2 separate regions of the Homo sapiens genome follow, and region 1 is linked to region 2. The links are chromatin contacts, found by Hi-C in ENCODE. All regions are on one chromosome and are shown on one strand. The core of a region is the stretch at or near the end of the contact, and the rest is flanking DNA. Distances in the headings are between cores, read along the strand shown. Region 1 holds the start of SQOR (sulfide quinone oxidoreductase). Region 2 holds the start of FAM98B (family with sequence similarity 98 member B).

Region 1 (5,830 bases), core at 1-2,500, 7.2 Mb after region 2:
TACAGTCTGCGTTTGTATTGTATTGTTCATGATGATTTTGCCATAGATACAGTCAGTCTCTTTGATTAAAGATAGAAAGTATCAGTTGAAAACATTTAAAAAAATAATATTCAAGGCTGGGCATGGTGGCTCACGCCTGTAATCCCAGCACTTTGGGAGGCCCAGGAGGGCAGATCGCTTGAGGCCAGGAGTTTGAGACCAGCTTGGCCAACATGGTGAAACCTCATCTCTACTGAAACATACAAAAATTAGCCGGGCATGGTGGCACACACCTGTAGTCCCAGCTACTCAGGAGGCTGAGACACCAGAATTGGTTGAACCCATGAGGCAGATGTTGCAGTGAGCCGAGATTGCTCTACTCACTGCGCTCCAGCCTGGGCAACACAGTGAGACTCTGTTTCAAAAAACAACAACAACAACTATATATATATATATATATATATATATTCAAAATTCATAAAACCAAATAAGTGTAAAAGAAACTCAAACTTTCAAGGGTTTATTTTTGTTTGTTTTTTTGAAAGCTTCTAGCACTTGCACTTCTCAGGTTATGAGACTTTTGGGACACCCTGTATTTATTGTAAAAAGGGTTACTGAATCTGATATGGTGGAGAACCACTCACTGAGACTTTACATCAACCTGGAAAGAGCCGCCAACTGAAAATGTCCAGTCATGAATATGGGATGGGACACTGTGGAGGCCAGTGGCTGGAAGCCAGCTTACCCCTGCCTGCGCGTTTTGAAGGAAGGGCTCCAGCGCACACCAAAGCTGAACCTCGGTCACCTTCTCTGTGAAATGAGCGCGGGAATACCTGTGTTTCTGGGCAGCTGTGTGAACCCGGTGAGAAGCCCAGGGCACATAGGAGGACCCAGTGGGAACAGCCAGAGCCTCTCTGCACAGCGCCCCGCCTCCGCTTTTGCCTGCCCTGATTACAAAACGCTGTTGGCACCCAGGGGCGGAAGCGTCAGGTGGCCTCGGTGTCCTCCGCCTGTGCGCCCCAGCCTGCGGGGCCGCCCTTCAGGGCGCGCAAGGGGCGAGTCTGTCCAGCCGGCAGCACCCCAGGCCGGATGGACGCTTGTTCCTGGTTCTGTGCCCCGTGAGCGCTCAACGCCCTGGTGTGTTCACTGACCATGGTGCCTGGGCTGCGGCGCCGGGCGGGGCACGGCGGGACTTTTCGGGACCTTTCCTGGGGGGAGCCTCGCTTTCCCCGCCTCCAGCCTCCGCCCGGATGGCAGGCGGGCGGGGCCCCAGTCCAGGCCTTGAGACCCAGAAGGGAGCGAAGGTTTTTGCTGCGCCAACGCAGTGACCGAAGGCTCCGCTCACGCCCGGGTAAGAGGCATCCGCGGCCGATCTTTGGCCCTGGGCCAGCGGAGGGAGACTGGGCGGGGACAGCGACCACCACTGAGGCTGTTTGTTAGCTTAACTCGGTTTCCGCAGCTGGGACTCCGCAGACCCGGTGCGCCGCGCCCCAAACTTTGCTTCCTCAACTCCGGACACCTGCAGCTCTTGCTGCCCTTGTCTGGAACCCGGGTCTTGGGACTCTTGCTTCCTTCTCAGAGTGTCAGAGCCTCAGGGCCGCGGAGAGGCCAACCCGCGAGGGGTGCTTAAAAACCGAAGTATCCGTGGTCTTGGTGTGTGGACGTTTCTGGCGCCTTCCACCTGTTGACTGTCACTCGGCACCGTCCTGGAGCGGGAGTGGGTGCTCGGCGTCCGGGGGCCAGGGATTGACACAGTCATCCACCGACACTGCGCGTGGGACAGAGGGGGCGCTCGAGGGGTCGGCTGCAGCTGAAACCTGAAGGGGAGAGGATTTAGGGCACCTGCTGAACAGGAATTGGTGGAAAGGGAGAAGGGGTCTTCTGGTGGAATCTGGGCTCATTTCCTTTCCTCTTCATCTGTCTCTTTTATTTATCAAAATTCCAACCTGGCTTTTTGCTCAAAGACGCTGAACAGAGCCCCTGGCTTTGCCTGCGCTGCCCATTGCTATAATGCAGGGCTCTGTTCCATTTTTGTGCTGTGCACCCCTTTGGCATTTCTGGGAAGGCTAAAGACTCTCAGAACAATACTTTTTTTTGAGACAGAGTCTTGCTCTGTCGCCCAAGCTGGAGTGCAGTGGCGCGATCTCGGCTCACTGCCACCTCCACCTCCCGGGTTCAAGCGATTCTCCTGCCTCAGCCTGCCGAGTAACTGGGATTACAGGCGCAGCACACCTGGCTAATTTTAGTATTTGTAGTAGAGGCGGGTTTCACCATGTTGCCCAGCTGGTCTCGAACTCCTGGCCTCAAATGATCCGCACACTTCGGCCTTCCAAAGTGCTGGGATTACACGAGTGAGCCACCGCGCTGGACCAGAACAATGCTTTTTTAAAGGTATAAAACAAAAGGAAGAGTATTATAAAGGAAACCAATTGCAAAACACATGTCAAAACATTAAAAGAATTTATGATATGGTAATATATATGTCTTTAAAAAACGAATGCGTTATTTAATAACAAGGTTATTAAATAACAAGATCTAGCAGTGGATTAAATAGTTACCATAATTTTGAAGTAGTAAAGAACATAAACAATTATTTCAAGATATAGGTAATACTTGTAATATAAGAAAATATCTGTAATTTCTTTCTTCTTTTTTTTTTTTTTTTGAGACGGAGTCTCACTCTGTCACCAGGCTGGAGTGCAGTGGCGCGATCTCGGTTCAATGCAACCTCCGCCTGCTGGGTTCAAGTGATTCTCCTGCCTCAGCCTCCCGAGTAGATGGGACTACAGGTGTGTGCCACCACACCCAGCTAATTTTTGTATTTTTAGTAGAGACAGGATTTCACCATATTGTCCAGGATGGTCTCGATCTCTTGACCTTGTGATACGCCCACCTTGGACTCCCAAAGTTCTGGGATTACAGGCATGAGCCACTGCGCACGGCCAATATCTGTGATTTCTATTGGTGACAAAGTCTTAGTATTGCCAATACTGCTGTGGTTTGTTGGCTACATACATAATTGAAGTAAATGTTAAATTTCAGTTAGATACTAGAGAAATAAAAGATGTAAATATTAAATATCCGTAAAAATAAAGATGTAAAATACTTTTCCATCTAAGTTTTTGGGTCCAGGTTAAGATCCTCTGATAGTAGAAAGGGCACTGACCCAATGACTTGGCTTCTGGGCTTGACACTTCCATTGACATTTCCAAGGCCCATTGTAACCTTGGCTTTTTTTTTTTTTTGAGACATGGTCTTGCTGTGTCGCCTAAGCTGGAGTACAGTGAGGTGATCTCTGCTCACTGCAACCTCCTCGCAGGTTCGAGTGATTCGCCTGCCTCAGCATCCCTAGTAGCTGGGATTACACCAGCCACCCACCACCACACCTGGCTAATTTTTGTATTTTTTGGTAGAGACAGGGTTTCACCATATTGGCTAGGCTGGTCTTGAACTGCTGACCTCAAGTGATCTGCCCTTGTCTGCTTCCCAAAGCAACCACCACACCCAGCTTAACTTTGGCTTTTGAATTTCTTTTCGCCTCAGCTTCTTCATTGTACAGTGGAGATAATAACACCTTCCCAAGTATTTAAGGCACCCAGCACTGCACTTAGTGTAGAGGGCTGAAGTAGATACCATTTATCAGAACTTATTTGTATCCCTCCCAAGCTTATGGCCTTATATCCCCAAGCCTGGGGAGGTACTCATTATTTATTGAATGAATAAGTGGGTCAGAAAGGGTTGCTTGTGACTAAGTCCAAAAAACAAAATTCATTAAGGAGACAGCTGGTGGTTTGGGAAATGACTTTGTTTAAATTTGGGGCTTTTTTTCTGGCTGGAAAAATATATAAACACATTTGGAACGGGGGTGTTTGAAATGTCAGTCAGGGCCCAGGGTCTGTGTGTGCGTGTCTGTGTGGCTGGTGTTCTGCCAGTGAAAATGAAACTGAATGTTGAAAGGAAACCGGATTCCTTTGCAGAACAGTTTCTCCTCCATGTTGCCTGTGTCTAGCTTTGTTAATCCGATGTGTTGTAACACAGGAAATGTCTTATAAAGAATGGAGACGGACCCATGACAAGGCATTTCTGGGCATAGATGTACTTTTTTCTTCTCCTTTCACGTTTCCCTGCTCCACTATCTACTATATAACTCCTCTTTGACTCTGAAGACTTGGTAAATAGGAGCAGTTTGGATAGCTTATGGAAAGCTGCCCAGACCTGGCTGGAAGCCAACTAGTTGCTTCTTAATCCCAGCCTTAAAAATCTTTGTAATCCCCAGATGTAGGTGGTAATAATAATAAAGAAAAGTAGATCTAGCCAACCATCCCTGTGATTTACATTGAGAAAGTGCTAAATTGGGACAGGAGGTAGAGAACTTTGTGGAAAAAAACAAAACAGAACAAAAAAACCCTCGGAAATTTAGAACACACTGGGACTATCTATGTCTGTAACTTTGGGAAGGGCAAATACTGGTGTTATGGACTCACCAAATTCATATATTGAAACCCTAGCCCCCAGGATCTTAGAATGTGACTGTATTAGGAGATAGTGCCTTAGTTAGAAGTGGTGGTGAGCACCTGTAGCCCCAGCTACTTGGGAGGCTGAGGTGGGAGAACTGCTTGAGCTCAGAAGTTCGAGGCTAGCCTGAGCAACATAGCAAGACCTTGTCTCAATAAAAGAATAATTAGCCAGGCACGGTGGCTCACGCCTGTAATCCCAGCACTTTGGGAGGCCGAGGTAAGCAGATCGCTTGAGGCTGGGAGTTTGAGGCCAGCCTGGCCAACATAGAGGAACCCCGTCTCTACTAAAAATTCAAAATATTAGCTGGGTGGGGTAGTGTGCACCTGTAATTCCAACTACTCAGGGGGCTGAGGCATGAGACTTGCTTGAACCGGAGAGGAGGAAGTTGCATTGAGCCAAGATTATCATGCCACTGCATTCTAGCCTGCGCAACAGAGCAAGACTCTGTCTCAAAAAAAGAAAGAAAGAAAAAAAAAAAAGGAAAATTAAGTTAGGTCATTAAGGTGGAGCCCTAATCCAATATGAATAGTATCCTTATAAGAAGATGACTCGTCAGGAGCACATGTGCACAGAGAAAAGGCCACGCAAAGGCACACTGAGAAGGTGGCCATCTGCAAACCAGGGAGAGAGATCCCAGGAGAAACCAGTCTCATCAGCACTGAGGTCTTGGACTTTCAATCTCCAGAACTTTGAGAAAATAAATTTCTGTTCTCTAGACTTCATCTAGTCTATAGTGTTTTGTTATGGCAGCCCTAGAAAATTAATACAACTGGTTCTACCAAATGGACAATAGGTTTAAAAAAAATGGCTACAACTAGGCACCATCTCTTTTAAGTCATGATCCCGACATGTCCATCACTTGCTCTTAGGATCTCTTACCCAACCTATGCAGAAGAGTCTCCCATGTACTTTCCTTCTACAGACACCCTGTGTGGTCCCTAGGATCTTGCCTGAAGTTGTTAAAGCCATATTCAGCTTCATGATTTTGACTGTTAGGAAAAGAAAAACTTGGCCTCTTCAGCAAGTGACCTAGGTTAGCTGTTGTGCCATGTACATAGTAAGTACTTTGTAAATGTATGGTGGGTGATGGGTGATGATGTTATGATCATCCTTAAATACCATGGGGTGACTCCCTTCTGATCATAATGAATCTCCATGTTTTGGCCCTAGCCCAGCCCTCAGGGAACTTTCATGCCACCTAGCTGGGAACCAGCAGCTCTGGCCCTAGCTACATGAATGGAGAGAAAATGGCTATGTCTGTATCCTGGTACCAATTCCTGACTTCTGGGAGGGAGGGCTGCTTCTGGAAGTGGGGATTGTGGTGATTTCACTC
Region 2 (5,226 bases), core at 668-3,167:
ATAAAGAACAGTTACCTCATTTCTATTTGATTTTTACAGAGACTTTTTGCCAAGAGTACTAAGACTAGTACCTTCTATGACACCCCAACTCTGACAAGAGGCAGTAACCACTAATATACATTCTCCTCTCCCTTATTTGGAGATGAATTCAGATACATTAAACTGCAAGTAATTTTACGCTTAAGCCTTGTACAACACTAAAATATACAGTAATAATAGTCATTATACAAATGTATGGTTGAGTTTATGATATGGTTAGGATCTGTGTCTGTGCCCAAATCTCATGTTAAATTATAATCCCCAATGTTGGAGGAGGGACCTGGTGGGAGGTGATTGGATCATGAGGGCAGAGTTCTCTTGAATGGTTTGACACCATTCCTGCCTTGGCACTGTATAGTGAGTGAGTTTATCATGAGATCTGGTTTTTTAAAAGTGTGTGGCAGATCACGAGGTCAGGAGTTCGAGACCAGCCTGACCAACCTGGTGAAACCCCGTCTCTACTAAAAATACAAAAATTAGCCGGGTGTGGTGGTGGGCGCCTGTAATCCCAGCTACTCGGGAGGCTGAGGCAGGAGAATCGCGTGAACCCGGGAGGCGGAGTTTGCAGTGAGCTGAGATCATGCCACTGCACTCTAGCCTGGGCGACAGTGCGAGACTGAAAAAAAAAAAAAAAGTGTGTGGCACCTCCCTGCCTCCCTGCACCCTCTCTCTTCCTCTTACTCCGGCCACGTGATAGCTGCACTCCCCCTTCCCCTTCTGCCACAACTGTCCATTTCCTGAGGCCTCCCCAGGAGTGGAGCAGATGCCAGCATCATGCTTCGTGTACAGCCTGTGGAACCATGAGCCAATTAAACCCCTTTTCTTTATAAATTACCCAGTCTCAGGTATATCTTTATAGCAATATGAGAGTGGACTACTACAGCTTACCTTTGAGTGTTTTACACATTTATGGGTATGCTTTTTGTTTGTAACCATAATTAGGAAGGCGAGAGCATTACTGGTCTTTATTGGACTGGGGCTACGAATGCTATGTAGTCTGCAATGGAAGGGACAGGTCCATACAAGGGATCAATAGTTATACTTCATGCAGGATTTCCAACAGTTCTGCTAGAGTATTCATGTAGGTGACATGCCTGCTAATAATGATCTAACCTTATACTCTTAGTACCTTTTACATATGAACCCTAAAATACATTTTTTAAATCCTTTAGATAAGAGATTGAATTCTTCATGGATAGTACACAGAGGGTATATTATGTTTTGTTTGTTTGGAACTTTACAGAGAATTCGCCACAATTTTGGAAAACCACATCAACTACCTTACTTTGCTGGCGGTATGTTTGTTGCTTATACAACTAATGCTTTGTCAGCAATGAAGCACATCATCTGAATATGCAGTTGAGGGGATTCTACATAGATAGATGCAAGCATCTGATCACTTCATTGGTCTTCCGCATTTCATAAGGAGAAAAATATTACCTTGTTATAAATTACTTCATTTTTTCCTTCAAGTTGAAGCATCGTCGTGTATATTGATTTAAAAATTATATGTGTAGGCATGTGATATTAGTTACTAATTTTAGCTGAAGATAATTATAATTTTATTTCAGATTTCTGTTATTAAAAAGGTCTGGAATCGGATAGGTTGAGATCAACCCGATACCACGATATTTGCTAAAATTTATTTGAACACACAGAAAAGTCCCAACACAGAGAACTCTTTATTACTATTATTTATTATTTCTACTATTCTTTTAAAAAATTATTATCGTTACACGCAGCGGTTTTAGGCACTATGAAGTGTTTATTGCCTCGGGGCTGGGAACCTTTGCGCCCTTCTTCAGCTGTGCTCTCAGGCAGTTACCGGCCAGACCCGGACCGGAACCTTGGCGCGGTGACGCTAGTTTCCGGCGGGCTACTTAGAGCGCCGAACAGCTCTGGGCCAAAGGACCATGAGAGGGCCGGAGCCGGGTCCCCAACCGACGATGGAGGGAGACGTGCTGGACACACTGGAGGCGCTGGGGTGAGTGCTTTTGGAGACGCCTTTTCCCTGAAAACGCAACCTCTCCTTGGCCTGGCTGCTTAGCCTACTTCCCTTGGGCCTCTGTGGGCCTGGGCGGCCATGTGTAGGCCTCCTTCCCTGCCTCGATCCCTCCGGCGCCGACGGAGTTAAGCGGGAGGCGGGAGAGAAATCTATTTGGGGGGTGGAGCAGGGCCGGAGAGCTGGGGTTCGTGGCCCCCTCTTCGAAACTTCTTGCCTCGAAACTCTGTTGCAGGAATCCGCCGGGTGGCGCGGAGCGGCCCTTCTAGCACCGGTTTTCTGGGCTAGCTCGCGCCCGCAGGTGATATTTGTGTTGACGTAGTTCTGGCGCCCGGAGGGAGGTGCTGGAACCTGAGCTGCTGTTGAGGACTGTTGTCTCCTACAATGTACAACTTGTGGCTTACTTGGGGCTCTGGAGCGAATGGCTTTTACTTTGACCGGAGAAAGTGTTGTAGTTCATTGCGAGTTCGTTCTTTCAACCATTTCGTCCGTTCGTCAACGTGTATATTAGCTTGTATATTAATTTACACATATTTACGTTTGTAAATTTCCCCTAGGCAAGGGAAAAGGATAGTTTTTCAGATTACTCTTGGCTTACATAGTCGCGCAGGCTGCAAGTCTGCTGCCGGCTGGTATTTACAGTGCAGAATGGTAAGTGCTGTGAGAACTCAGGGTGGAGGTGGGAGTAATGTTAATACTTAACAAGTGTGGTGGTTCGTAATCTCCCCCTCAACCTCATCCTGTTTTTTTCCACACAGCTCTTGTCCCCATCCCAAATTATCATGTCCTGCCCATTCATTTGTCTCTTGAACTCTGCTTCTCCCTCGTTTTATTCCTCCTCCTCCCCAAGTCAGCTCCTGGAAAACTGATGCTTTGCATATTTTATTCACCGATGTTTTCCCAGCAACACACTAGAACGGAGTCTTTTACAGTAAATAGTGGTTGAATGAATGAGTAAATGAATGAAGAAAAGCTTAGAGAAGAGTCCACAGCAGTAAGCATAGGACCAGATAGTTGAGTCATACAGTGCACATTAAATAAAGAGCTTGGAGCCATCTGCACATTTGTTTGCCCTGCTACGTGCTGCTGTTTCTTGATAGGGGAAGCTGTGCCTTTGCAGCGTTATTATGAAGCTTGAACCAATCCCACACCCCACTTTATCTTCTCTAAAACTGCATTTGCCCCTCTATCAATTGTTTCTTTAGTTGAACCCTGATAATACCTACTTTGCAGTGACCCAGGGTTACGGAGTCTTGCACTTAGTAGATCGTGAATACATATTTGTCAAACGAAAGAACAGTGCCATTGATTATTTAGGGGGCATTTTTACTTCTGTGAAGTCCCTTGGAAGTTCTCACTTAACTTGGTTAAGAAGGAACCAAAACAAGAACTGAAAATACTTAGTAGAATTATTTAGGCTCCAAACAGTTTGAGCTCCCAAGTACTTCAGGTAAGAATATTGGGAACTCATAAATGGTTTATGAAAAAGGAAAAGGCAGTGCTTTTCTTCTTTCTTCATTTCTTGAACTTATTGTTCATATTATAAGTGTTTTAGAAAATTCATTGCTATAATCTTGATTTTTATCAAGGAAAATTAGTCAGATTATTCAACATGGAAAGTAAAACAGTTTACACACTCCAAAATTAGTTTTTCCTGGAATAACTATGAGGGCAACATTTTGAAGTTTGAATTCTCCTATGATAATACGATGTGAAAAAAGTAGTTATTTACAATATGTGTTGTAATGGAACACTGTGTTTTCAAATATCCATGTAGATAGTGAATAATGCATTTTCTGTTGTAAGGTATTGAGGATATCAGCAAAGGTACTTCAGTTTGTCATGTAAAATAAATTAATGGGAGGCATTTGAAGGGAAAAATCTATGTGAAAGGACAATTTAGTGATACAGGTGAAAACAGGATAGGCTAGGAGTCAGTCAGTTTTCTCATCTGTGAAAAGAGAGGGCTGGAGCAGATGATTTTAGAAGTCTCTTTCAGTTCTGATAGTCTCTGATTTTGTGGAATAGTAGATCTCAACACTGGAAGTACATCAGAGTCGTGTGGAACTTGTGAAAAACTGTTCCAGTCTAGTATATACCATAGACTGACCGAATCATAATCTTCAGAGGTACAGTACAGACCTGCATATTTTTAAAAAGATTCACAGACTCAGTTGAGAAACACTACTATGGAGAGAAGTTTCCTTTAAATATTTATTGAACACACTGTATATTGGACCTCGTTCTGAGGAGTCAGTGGTGAGCAAAATAGACTTGGTTCCTACCCTTGTGGAGTTTATAATCTAGTGGAGAAACAGACATGATCACAAAAACAATTATAAACTATAATAAATGTGTCAAAGGAAAAGAACAGGGTGATGTAACAGGAGGATCTAAGAAGTCTTAGGGGTTAGTGATAGATTCCTGAGGAAGTGACATTTGAGTTGAAATAAGAAGGGTGAATAGAAATTAAGTAGTTAAGGTTGGATGGATGAAAAAGGGGGACAAAGATATCCTTACAGTGAGAAGAAAATGTGAAGACTTTGAAATGTGAAGGAGCTTGCTGTATTAGAAGAACTGGAAGGAGGCTAATGTGGTTGGAAGGCAGAGTGTGAGGGGCAGAGTGGTGGGAAATTGGATTCAAGAGTTAGGTGAAAATCAGGGCATGCAGCCCCTTTTAGTCTGTGTTGTGGATTTTATTCTTGATCATAACAGCAATGGGATGTGATCGAATAATTTTAAATAAAAAGGGAGTGGTTAGATGTCTAGTTTGAAAGTTACATCTGTCAGCAAGATGGAAAATAGATTGGAGAATTTAGTTAATAGTCTGTGAAAGAAATGATGGTTGCTTAGTGGCAGTGGATATGGGAAGAACTACATTACTGAACTTAGTGATTGATTGGATATTAAAATTCAAGGATTCATTTCTCTTTATTTTAAAAAATTTTTTAGATACAGGGTCTTGTTATGATACCCGGGCTAGTCTTGAACTCCTGGCCTCAAATGATCTCCTGCCTTGGCTTCTCAAAGTGTTGGGATTACAGGTGTGAGCCACCACGCCCCAACAGATTAATTTCTTCAGTTGGTATTTATTGAGCACCAAAATGAAATGATACACCTTAGAATCTAAATTGGATACAGAAGAATGTGAAGATAGGAGAGAGTTGGTAAATATGGAGAATGCA

What was found. Hi-C counts contacts between places; a loop is a spot of excess contacts on that map. Pooled maps may share reads with other maps.
Region 1: a loop to region 2 is called in a pooled map, with 4 times the contacts of the local background. The contact joins the promoter of SQOR here to the promoter of FAM98B in region 2. A Hi-C loop is called at or near these places in 2 of 50 pooled maps.

The regions. Positions count from the first base shown.
Region 1 is chr15:45,633,779-45,639,608 of GRCh38, forward strand. It overlaps SQOR (sulfide quinone oxidoreductase), which reads left to right and starts at 1,251. Exons shown (of 10, transcript NM_021199.4): 1 at 1,251-1,330. RefSeq lists enhancers at 395-1,390, 1,853-1,942, 1,973-2,022, 3,852-3,931, 3,962-4,021 and a silencer at 1,203-1,372.
Region 2 is chr15:38,452,210-38,457,435 of GRCh38, forward strand. FAM98B (family with sequence similarity 98 member B) reads left to right here and starts at 1,918. Exons shown (of 8, transcript NM_173611.4): 1 at 1,918-2,023. The coding sequence starts at 1,953. RefSeq lists enhancers at 2,066-2,175, 2,236-2,335.